Regions from separate parts of the Homo sapiens genome. Here region 2 is linked to region 1. A link is a contact called in ENCODE Hi-C or POLR2A ChIA-PET data. All regions are on one chromosome and are shown on one strand. The core of a region is the stretch at or near the end of the contact, and the rest is flanking DNA. Distances in the headings are between cores, read along the strand shown. Region 1 holds the start of EDEM2 (ER degradation enhancing alpha-mannosidase like protein 2). Region 2 overlaps TRPC4AP (transient receptor potential cation channel subfamily C member 4 associated protein).

Region 1 (4,850 bases), core at 1,382-3,881:
TCCTGTATTATCTGGGTTGGGGGGGGCGCGGGGGGGGTCCTAAATGCAATTATAAATGTCCTTATAAGAGAAAAGCAGAAGGAGATGTGACACATCCACAGAGAAGGCGATATGAAGGCACGGGCAGATACTGGAGTGATACAACCATAAGCCAAGGAATGCCAGCAGTCAGGAGAATCTAGAGAGGCAAGGAACGGATTATCCCTTAGAGCCTTTGGAGTGGGTGTGGCCCTGTCAATAACTTAATTTTAGCCCAGTGAAATTGATTTCAGGCTCCTGACCTCCCAAACTGCGAGAGAATAAATTTCTGTTGCTTTAAGCCACTTGGTTTGTGGTAATTTGTTGCAGGAATCACAGGAAACGAATACAGTGCTCCTGTGTTGTTATCCAGGTCTCAGCTTACTGTCATCTCCTTTCCCTTCCATTTGGAAGCCCCAAGAAGAGTTTCTTTTTTTTTTTTTTTTTTGAGACAGAGTATCGCTCTGTCTCCCAGGCTGGAGTGCAGTGGCCTGATCTTGATCTTGGCTCACTACAACCTCCACCTCCCGGGTTCAAGCGATTCTCCTGCCTCAGCCTCCTGAGTAGCTGGGACTACAGGCGTCTGCCACCACTCCCGGCCAATTTTTGTATTTTTAGTAGAGACAGGGTTTCACCATATTGGCCAGGTTGGTCTTGAACTCCTGACCTCGTGATCCGCCCGCCTTGGCCTCCCAAAGTGCTGGGATTACAGGCGTGAGCCACTGCACCCGGCCAAGAAGAGTTTCTAAAAACATCCCAGGCTGGGTACAGTGGCTTATGCCTGTAATCCCAGCACTTTGGGAGGCCTGGCTGCACTCTGGCTCAACAAACTGAGCTATCACTTCCATCTGACTTTTTCAGCAAATAAGAGATAGCCAATCCTAGAATCATAGAAAGCTCGACCGAAAAGGATCTTAAAGATCCATTTGTTCAAACTCCTCATTATTTATAGACAAGGATGCTAGCCCCAGAGAAGGAGAGGGTCACATACACAGGTTATAGATGAGTGACAGAGTTGTAATTAACTGGATCCTAGATCTGACTTCAAATCCAGTGTTGGTTCTACCGCATGTCACACTGACCAAAGTCATGGGTGTTGCTGTGGTCTAAGGTGCTGACCAAATTTTAGAAACTTGGGAATAAGGGGAATGGAGAAATGGATCACAAACCTCCTGAAAGCTATAGTGCCCCAGGGTAGTCATTTGTCTTTTTTTTTTTTTTTTTTTTTTTTTTTTTGATATGGAGTTTTGCTGTTTTGCCCAGGCTGGAGTGGAGTGGCGCGATCCTCGCTCACTGCAACCTCCGCCTTCCGGTTTCAAGCGATTCTCCGGCCTCAGCCTTCCGAGTAGCCGGGATTTACAGGCACCCGCCACCACCCCTGGCTAATTTTTGTATTTTTAGTAAAGACGGGGTTTCACCATGTTGGCCAGGTTGGTCTCTATCTCTTAACCTCAGGTGATCCACGCACCTCAACCTCCCAAAGTGTTGGGATTACAGGCGTGAGCCACCGCGCCCAACCAGGGTATTCATTCTTACCCAAGACATTCTACAGGGCTGACAGGGGTAAAGCTTCCGGTTTGAGATGGAGACTGAAGGGACCATGATTGTGTAACCACATCCCAAATTGGGAGGAGAGAAGTGTCATGAATTCCTAGAACTGACGGGATTTCAGGAAACCTCAAGAGTGACAGCATCGGAAAATGCAAGAGGTTTTAAAAAAAAAAGAGTGGAAGTTTTGGACAAATAAATGTGAGTTGTGTCTTATACAATCAACAAGTAACTGGTTTGGGAAACTCAATATCCCTAAATAAGGGAGCAGACCACCCCTCATATTGTCTTATGCCCAATTTCTGCCTCAAAGAAAATGTAGGAGTTAAAAGAAAGACAGAAGTGAAATCAGTAGTCAGACAGCCCGGCGATGCATTCCAGGCCTGGTAATTAAAGATCGACCCCTCCTGACCTAACCGGTTATATTATCTATAGATTCCAGACATTGTATGGAAAAGCATTGTGAAAATCCCTGTCCTGTTCTGTTCCGTTCTGATTACCGGTGCACCGGTAATCAGTCACGTACCCCCTGCTTGCTCAATCAATCACGACCCTCTCACGCGGACCCCCTTAGAGTTGTAAGCTCTTAAAAGGGACAGGAATTGCTCACTCGGGGAGCTCCGTTTTTGAGAAGTGAGTCAGCTGACGCTCCCGGCCGAATAAAGCTCCTTCCTTCTTTAACCCGGTGTCTGAGGAGTTTTGTCTGCGGCTTGTCCTGCTAGGTAATAATGGTAAAGGCTGAACATTTCTCATGCTTACCCTGCCTTCATACTTAATAAGGTTGTTGAAAAAAATGAATGAGAGAATGCATTTTAAATGCTCCGTACAGTACTAGTACACAATAAGTGCTCAATACATGCTAGCTGTTATTATTAAAACATTAATTAATAACAGTAGTAACAACAGCCACTGACTTTAAGACACGTTGATCAGTGTTGCCGAAACCGTACATCCGAAGTTGCTCTTCGGCCGCGTTTCGCTGCCCATTGCATTCAGGGGCTTGTAGTCCGGAAGTGAGAGGCTGATTTCTCAGCGCGCAGGCGCAGTGGCGCGGATTCCCGGAAGAACCCGCAGCAGCTCCCAGGATGAACTGGTTGCAGTGGCTGCTGCTGCTGCGGGGGCGCTGAGAGGACACGAGCTCTATGCCTTTCCGGCTGCTCATCCCGCTCGGCCTCCTGTGCGCGCTGCTGCCTCAGCACCATGGTGCGCCAGGTCCCGACGGCTCCGCGCCAGATCCCGCCCACTACAGGTGAACTGTGACCCGCCCTTTCGCAGTTGGGGAATGGGAAGCGTGAACCCGGTCCTTTCCCTTTCCGTCCATCCCAGACCCCGACTTGCTCCGACACAGCCGCTAGGTCCCAGGGAGAAATCAGCTAGTGATTCCCACTTTCCGCCCTGTATCTTGTTCTTCCCCCGCTTGTTTTTGTGTTCTTGCCCCATGCCTGATTTCTCGTCCCCCACCCAGGGAGCGAGTCAAGGCCATGTTCTACCACGCCTACGACAGCTACCTGGAGAATGCCTTTCCCTTCGATGAGCTGCGACCTCTCACCTGTGACGGGCACGACACCTGGGGCAGGTAGTGCGAGCGGAGGGGCAAGGGGCGGCCAGGGTCTGACTCTCTGGGCCTCGGCGGGCGGGTCAGCTGGGGCTGGTGGCTTCATGGTCTCCTCACCGGCACCAGAAAGCTCCCAGCTGAGCTAGAGCCGCGCTCCCCGCAATTCTTACTATCACCTCCAGGATCCACTTAGCCTCTCGCAGTGAAAAAAAAAGTCCTGGATTAGCCGGGTGGGCTGGATCGCTGAGCTCAGCCCCAGCAGTAACAGGCATCAGCTGTGGGGACATAGGCAATTTCTGGAGTAACGAGATACCGTGGAAGGGCTCCAAGAATTAGAAAACCCACCCCTTTCATTATGTAGGTGGGCATTCAGATCCAGGAAGGAGTGTGACACTCCTAAAACTTAAGTCTTTGTAGTTGGTGTGCCCCGTGCCTGAAATACACTCCCCATTTTCCTCCCATCACTGGCTGCTGCTTGTCATTCAGATCTCAGCTCAGTATCTTAATACCCCTACGAGTTAGGTGCCATTATCCCTGTTTTACACACGAATGTGCTAAGGTCGGGAGAAATTAAACTCAAAACTTGTGATGGTTTTTATTTTTTTAAGTTGAAACAAAGTAAATACAAATGGCAAATTCAAGTGGTAAAAGATTATATACAATAAATATCTCCCATACCCTAGAATTCCAACTATTAACTTTCCTTTGTATCTGTCCAGAAATATTCTTGGTTTATACCATTATATATATAGATGTGTGTATGTGTATCTTTTTAAAATGAACTTCTTAAAGGCATAATTTACATATAATAAAATACACTCTTTTTTTTTTTTTTTTTTTTTTGAGATGGAGTTTCGCTCTTGTTACCCAGGCTGGAGTGCAATGGCGTGATCTTGGCTCACTTCAAACTCCGCCTCCTGGCTTCAAGCGATTCTCCTGCCTCAGCCTCCCAAGTAGTTGGGATTACAGGAGCCCACCACCACACCCGGCTAATTTTTTTGTGGAGACGGGGTTTTGTCATTTGGCCAGGCTGGTCTTGAACTCCTGACCTCAGGTGATCCACCCACCTAGGCCTCCCAAAGTGCTGGCGGATTACAGGCATGAGCCACTGTGCCCAGCCTACACTCGTTTGAAGTGACCACCATCACAGTCAAGATATGAAACACTTCTGTCACTTTAAAAAGTTCCCTTGTGGCCCTTTATAGTTCATCCCTGCACCACCACTGACCCTAACAATTGCTGTCTGCTTTCTGTCAGCATGTCTTTTTGAAACAGATGGAAACATACTAAACCACCCTGACTTTTTCATTAAAAACAATTCGAATGTCTTTCCATCAGCACATAGAAGTCTTGATAACAATCTTTTTGATAACTCATAGTTTTGCACTGTTTATAACACAGTTTAATCACCCATTAATGGGTGGACAGTTGGGTTCTTTCCAGCCTCTTGCTGTTCTAAGCAATACTGCCATGAACACTCTCAAACAGCTGTTCACTGTGAATTAAATTCCTAGAGGTGAAAATTGGTGAAAGGCCTGTGCTTTAAGCTGCAATCTTATACTGCCTCCCAATGGTAGAGGAGAATGCCAGACTATAGGTGATGTATTTAATTACAATTGAGCTACATCAGCCAACCCTCCCAGGTGCATTAAGTGGGTCAGAGAATACCTGCGATTTTCACTGTGGTTTCTCTGTTGTGACTGTAAGTGGGACAGGCAGAGGCATTACT
Region 2 (4,850 bases), core at 856-3,355, 77 kb after region 1:
CTAAAGAGCTTCTGCATAGCAAAAGAAACTACCATCAGAGTGAACAGGCAACCTACGGAATGGGAGAAAATTTTTGCAATCTACCCATCTGACAAAGGGCTAATATCCAGAATCTACAAAGAACTTAAATTTACAAGAAAAAAGCAAACAGCCCCATCAAAAACTGGGCGAAGGATATGAACAGACACTTTTCAAAAGAAGACGTTTATGCAGCCAACAGACACAGGAAAAAATGCTCATCATCACTGGCCATCAGAGAAATGCAAATCAAAACCACAATGAGATACCATCTCACACTAGTTAGAATGGCGATTATTAAAAAGTCAGGAAACAACAGGTGCTGGAGAGGATGTGGAGAAATAGGAACACTTTTAAACTGTTGGTGGGACTGTAAACTAGTTCAACCATTGTGGAAGACAGTGTGGCGATTCCTCAAGGATCTAGAACTAGAAATACCATTTGACCCAGCCATCCCATTACTGGGTATTTACCCAAAGGATTATAAATCATGCTGCTATAAAGACACATGCACGTGTATATTTATTGCAGCACTATTCACAATAGCAAAAGACTTGGAACCAACCCAAATGTCCATTTAATGGTAGGCTGGATTAAGAAAATGTGGCACATATACACCATGGAGTACTATGCAGCCATAAAAAATGATGAGTTCATGTCCTTTGTAGGGACATGGATGAATCTGGAAACCATCATTCTGAGCAAACTATCGTTAAGGACAGAAAACCAAACACCGTGTGTTCTCACTCATAGGTGGGAATTGAGCAATGAGAACACTTGGACACAGGGTGGGGAACGTCACACACCAGGGCCTGGCATGGGGTGGGGGGAGGGGGGAGGGATAGCATTAGGAGATATACCTAATATAAATGACGAGTTAATGGGTACAGCGCACCAACATGGCACATGTATACATATGTAACAAACCTGCATGTTGTGCACAAGTACCCTAGAACTTAAAGTATAATAAAATAAAAAACAGCAAAAATAAATAAATAAAAACCATGTAAGTTATATTGAACGTAATGAAACTGAATGACAGTGTTCTTCAGAGGTGAAGTTTTGATTATTATATCACATAGTAAGTTATTTTAAAATGTAATAGAAACTAATTAAACTTAGTCTTTACGTTTAAGAAGAGACATTTTCATATTTTGAATCTCACAGTCTGATAGAAATAATTATAGCTTCTTAAACTTGTTTAAAAATGCTTTTCAAAGAGTTGCACATTATTTGCTTCTTGCAAAATCTCAGGAGATTGAGGTGAAGTTAAAGGGGAGGGAAATTAATATTTGTATATCTTTGCTATGTGATCATCATTTCTTTATTCATTAAGTAAGTACTTATTTGAAACTTACTATGTTTTAGGTTTTCTTGTAAGATTTTTTTTCCTCTTAGCTTTGTTCCATATGAACAAAGGATTCTGTGGCCGTCAGTTTGAGAACTACTACCCTATGTGTGCTGTATCAAATACTCTGTCTTGGAATCTGTGGGGAATACAAAGTGGGATCTGTTTGTGTTGTCCTCAAGGAACGTTTAGTCTAGGGAAGAAATAACATAGGTTTGGCCGGGCGCAGTGACTCACGCCTGTAATCCCAGCACTCTGGGAGGCCGAGGCGGGTGGATCACAAGGTTAGGAGATGGAGACCACGGTGAAACCCCGTCTCTACTGAAAATACAAAAAATTAGCCGGGCGCAGTGGCGGGCGCCTGTAGTCCCAGCTACTCGGGAGGCTGAGGCAGGAGAATGGCGTGAACCCGGGAGGCAGAGCTTGCAGTGAGCCGAGATCGCGCCACTGCACTCCAGCCTGGGTGGCAGAGCGAGACTCCCTCTCAAAAAAAAAAAAAGAAATGGTTTGTAAATAGGTGCAAAGTAAAAGTGCTAAATGTTACAAATGAGTTGTAGATTGTTTTGGGGGTCTGAAGAGCATGCTTCTGGTTGGGGGAAATCAAGAAGACTTCCTGCAGGAGATTATATTTGAGCAGTGACTTGGTTATTGCTACAGAACTAGTCACCCCGAAACCTAGCAGCCGGAAGTAACAAGAATCATTTATCTGTCAACAATTCTTGGTTGACTGAGTGGCTCCTCTGCTTCATGTGCTGTTGGGTAGGGTGGTACTGAGATATCTGGAATGTCCAAAATGGTCTCTCTCACATCCCTGGCAGGTTGGTGCTGGCTGTCAGCTGGAGATCAACTAAGGATGTTGCTCTTGGCCTCATTTCTTCTCCTTATGGCCTCCCCATTGGCTGTGTTCTCACAGCATGATGTTTGGGTTCCAGGATGGCAAGAGCGAAGTCTGTCAGGCTTTTTATTTTTTTTTAATGACAGAGTCTCCCTCTGTTGCCGAGGCTGGAGTGCAGTGGCTCTATGTTGGCTCACTGCAACGTCTGCCTCCGTGGCTCAAGTGCTTCTTGTACTTCAAATTCCTGAGTAGCTGGGATTACAGGTGTGTAGCACCACATCCGGCTAATTTTTGTACTTTTAGTAGAGATGGGGTTTTGCCATGTTGGCCAGGCTGGTCTCAAACTCCTGGCCTCAAGTAATCCGCCCACCTTAGCCTCCCAAAGTGCTGGGATTACAGGTGTGAGCCTGGCTTTCTTAAGGCTTGTGCTGGAAGTGGCCTAGTGTCACTTCTACCACATGCTGTTAGTTGAGGTGTGTCATACCAGCCCAGATTTAGTGTGAGAAGGGGCTTTACAGGGGCCTGAATACTAGGAAGTGTGGTTCATTGGGGACTGTCTTTGTGTTCATGGGAACTCCAGTTGGGACTAAAGCTCAAACTGATGCTTTAGTGTCTGGTCTGTGTTGGTTACTAAAACAATGTATGTACTTTTTTTTAAAAAAACTAGGAAATTTCTCCTCTTCTCTCCATGGAGGCTATGGCATTTGTTACTGAAGAGAGGAAACTTACCCAAGAAACCACTTATCCAAATACTTACATTTTTGACTTGTTTGGAGGTGTTGATGTAAGTAGCTATTTATTATTACTACTGCTGTTACTACTGCTTAATGGTTTGGGAATTTAACTTTTGAAATGGGAGATAGGAAAGATTTCAGAATTTATAACATTTCAGATTTTAACTTTTAGAAGCTTAGCGGCATTTACATGTTGAAGCAGCATAGTTTTTACTTCAGAAGAATTCATTTATTTAAATTGGTGTATACCTTTTTAAAAAAATACTAAGTGAAAAGTACATCTCTAAATTTCCCAGTGTCCCCTCCTCAGAACCAGTTGTGATTACTAGTTTCTTGTGTGTCCTGCTTAAGATGTTTTGTTTTTTTTGTGTGTGTGTGTGTGTGTGTGTGTGTGTGTGTAAATATTCCCCACCACCTCCACCTTAGTTTATTTTCTCCGCACATAGAGTGATATACCATATACACGGCTACACTATTCTGTACCTTCTTTCTTCTTCTTTTTTTTTTTTTAATTAAAACAATTTTAGGCCGGGCGCAGTGGCTCACGCCTGTAATCCCAGCACTTTGGGAGGCCAAGGCAGGTGGATCGTGAGGTCAGGAGTTCGAGACCAACCTGTCCAAGATGGTGAAACCCTGTCTCTACTAAAAATACCAAAATTAGATGGGCACGGTGGCAGGCACTTGTAATCCCAGCTACTCAGGAGGCTGAGGCAGGAGAATTGCTTGAAGCCGGGAGGCAGAGGTTGCCGTGAGCCAAGATCATACCACTGCACTCTAGCCTGGGTGATGAGCTCTCAAAAAAAAATTAAATGGTTAGTGTTTCCTGGTGTGATTGTGCCATAATTTATTTACCCAGGCCCCAGTTGACTGGCATTTATAATTTTTCCACACCATTTCTCTTACAGACAAGGTTGCAGTAAAGATCTTTTACATATTTTTGTATACATGTGAGTATATACCTTTGGAACAAGAACGTATGTTTTTTATTGTTTATAAATCTGAAGTTTACCTACCTAAGAAGTTTTGTCAGTTTATATCCCCAGGAACAAAGTATGAGCGTCTGTTTACCCATACCATCACCAACATACTGTGTTTATGTGTGTATTTTTATAGACTTTGTTACTGAAGTATAACCTTCATACAGAAAAGTACACCAATAATTACCACAAAATACATTCACTTTTGCACTACCACCCAAATTAGGAAATAGAACATTACCAGTACCCAGAAGCCCCCTTCCACAAACAGTGTATTTTAAGTATTTACTAAGCAGTTATGAGAAAAGTGATATTTTTCCATAGTTTTTTTTAATCAGCTTTATTAAGATATGGTTCATATACCATACATTTCACCCATTTGAAGTACACAATTCAGTGGTTCTTAGTATATTTGCAGATATGTGCAACCATCACCACAGTCAACTTTAGAGCATTTTCATCACCTCAAAAAAGAAACTCCATGTGTTTTATCTAGCACTCCCCTACCTCTACCACCTCCTCCCCCTCTCCCCACACTAGTATACTTTTTGTCTCTATAGATTTCTCTGTCGTGGACGTTTTGTATAAATTTAGTTATATAATATGTGGTCTTTTGTGACTGGCTTCTTTTCACTTAGCGTAATGATTTCTAGATTCATCTGTGTTGTAGCATGTATCAACACTCATTTTTATGGTCAAATGATGTTTCACAGTGTGGATATGCCACATTTTTTATTTGTTGAGAGGCATTTGGATTGCCTCCGTCTTTTTGCTATTATGAATAACAGTGCTATAAACATTCTTGCACAGGTTCTTTGTGGACATGTTTTCATTTCTCTCAGGCATATACATACCTAGGAATACAGTTGCTGGGTCATATGGGGTAACTCTATGTTTAATTGTTTGAGGAACTGCCAGAATGTTTTCCAAGAGGCCCT

The links. A loop is a pair of places that touch in the nucleus more often than their neighbours do. ChIA-PET counts read pairs that join two places held with the same protein, here RNA polymerase II (POLR2A). Pooled maps may share reads with other maps.
Region 2: a loop to region 1 is called in a pooled map, with 4 times the contacts of the local background. The contact joins the enhancer-like site here to the promoter of EDEM2 in region 1. A Hi-C loop is called at or near these places in 2 of 50 pooled maps. POLR2A ChIA-PET finds 5 or more read pairs at or near these places in 6 of 52 experiments (HEK293, HEK293T, T-cell and 3 more).

What each region holds. Positions count from the first base shown.
Region 1 is chr20:35,145,117-35,149,966 of GRCh38, reverse strand. It overlaps EDEM2 (ER degradation enhancing alpha-mannosidase like protein 2), which reads left to right and starts at 2,631. Exons shown (of 11, transcript NM_018217.3): 1 at 2,631-2,815; 2 at 3,032-3,142. The coding sequence starts at 2,709. MMP24-AS1-EDEM2 (MMP24-AS1-EDEM2 readthrough) reads left to right here. Exons shown (of 15, transcript NM_001355008.2): 6 at 3,032-3,142. The coding sequence starts at 3,048. RefSeq lists enhancers at 2,468-2,597, 2,846-3,449.
Region 2 is chr20:35,067,431-35,072,280 of GRCh38, reverse strand. It overlaps TRPC4AP (transient receptor potential cation channel subfamily C member 4 associated protein), which reads left to right. Exons shown (of 19, transcript NM_015638.3): 3 at 2,869-2,985. Among named protein-coding and RNA genes, the nearest start is that of TRPC4AP, 23 kb to the left of the region's middle. RefSeq lists an enhancer at 1,774-1,943. Within about 2 kb of position 2,105, at least 3 of the 41 ENCODE cell types and tissues checked have a DNase peak (open chromatin) inside an H3K27ac peak, as active enhancers do.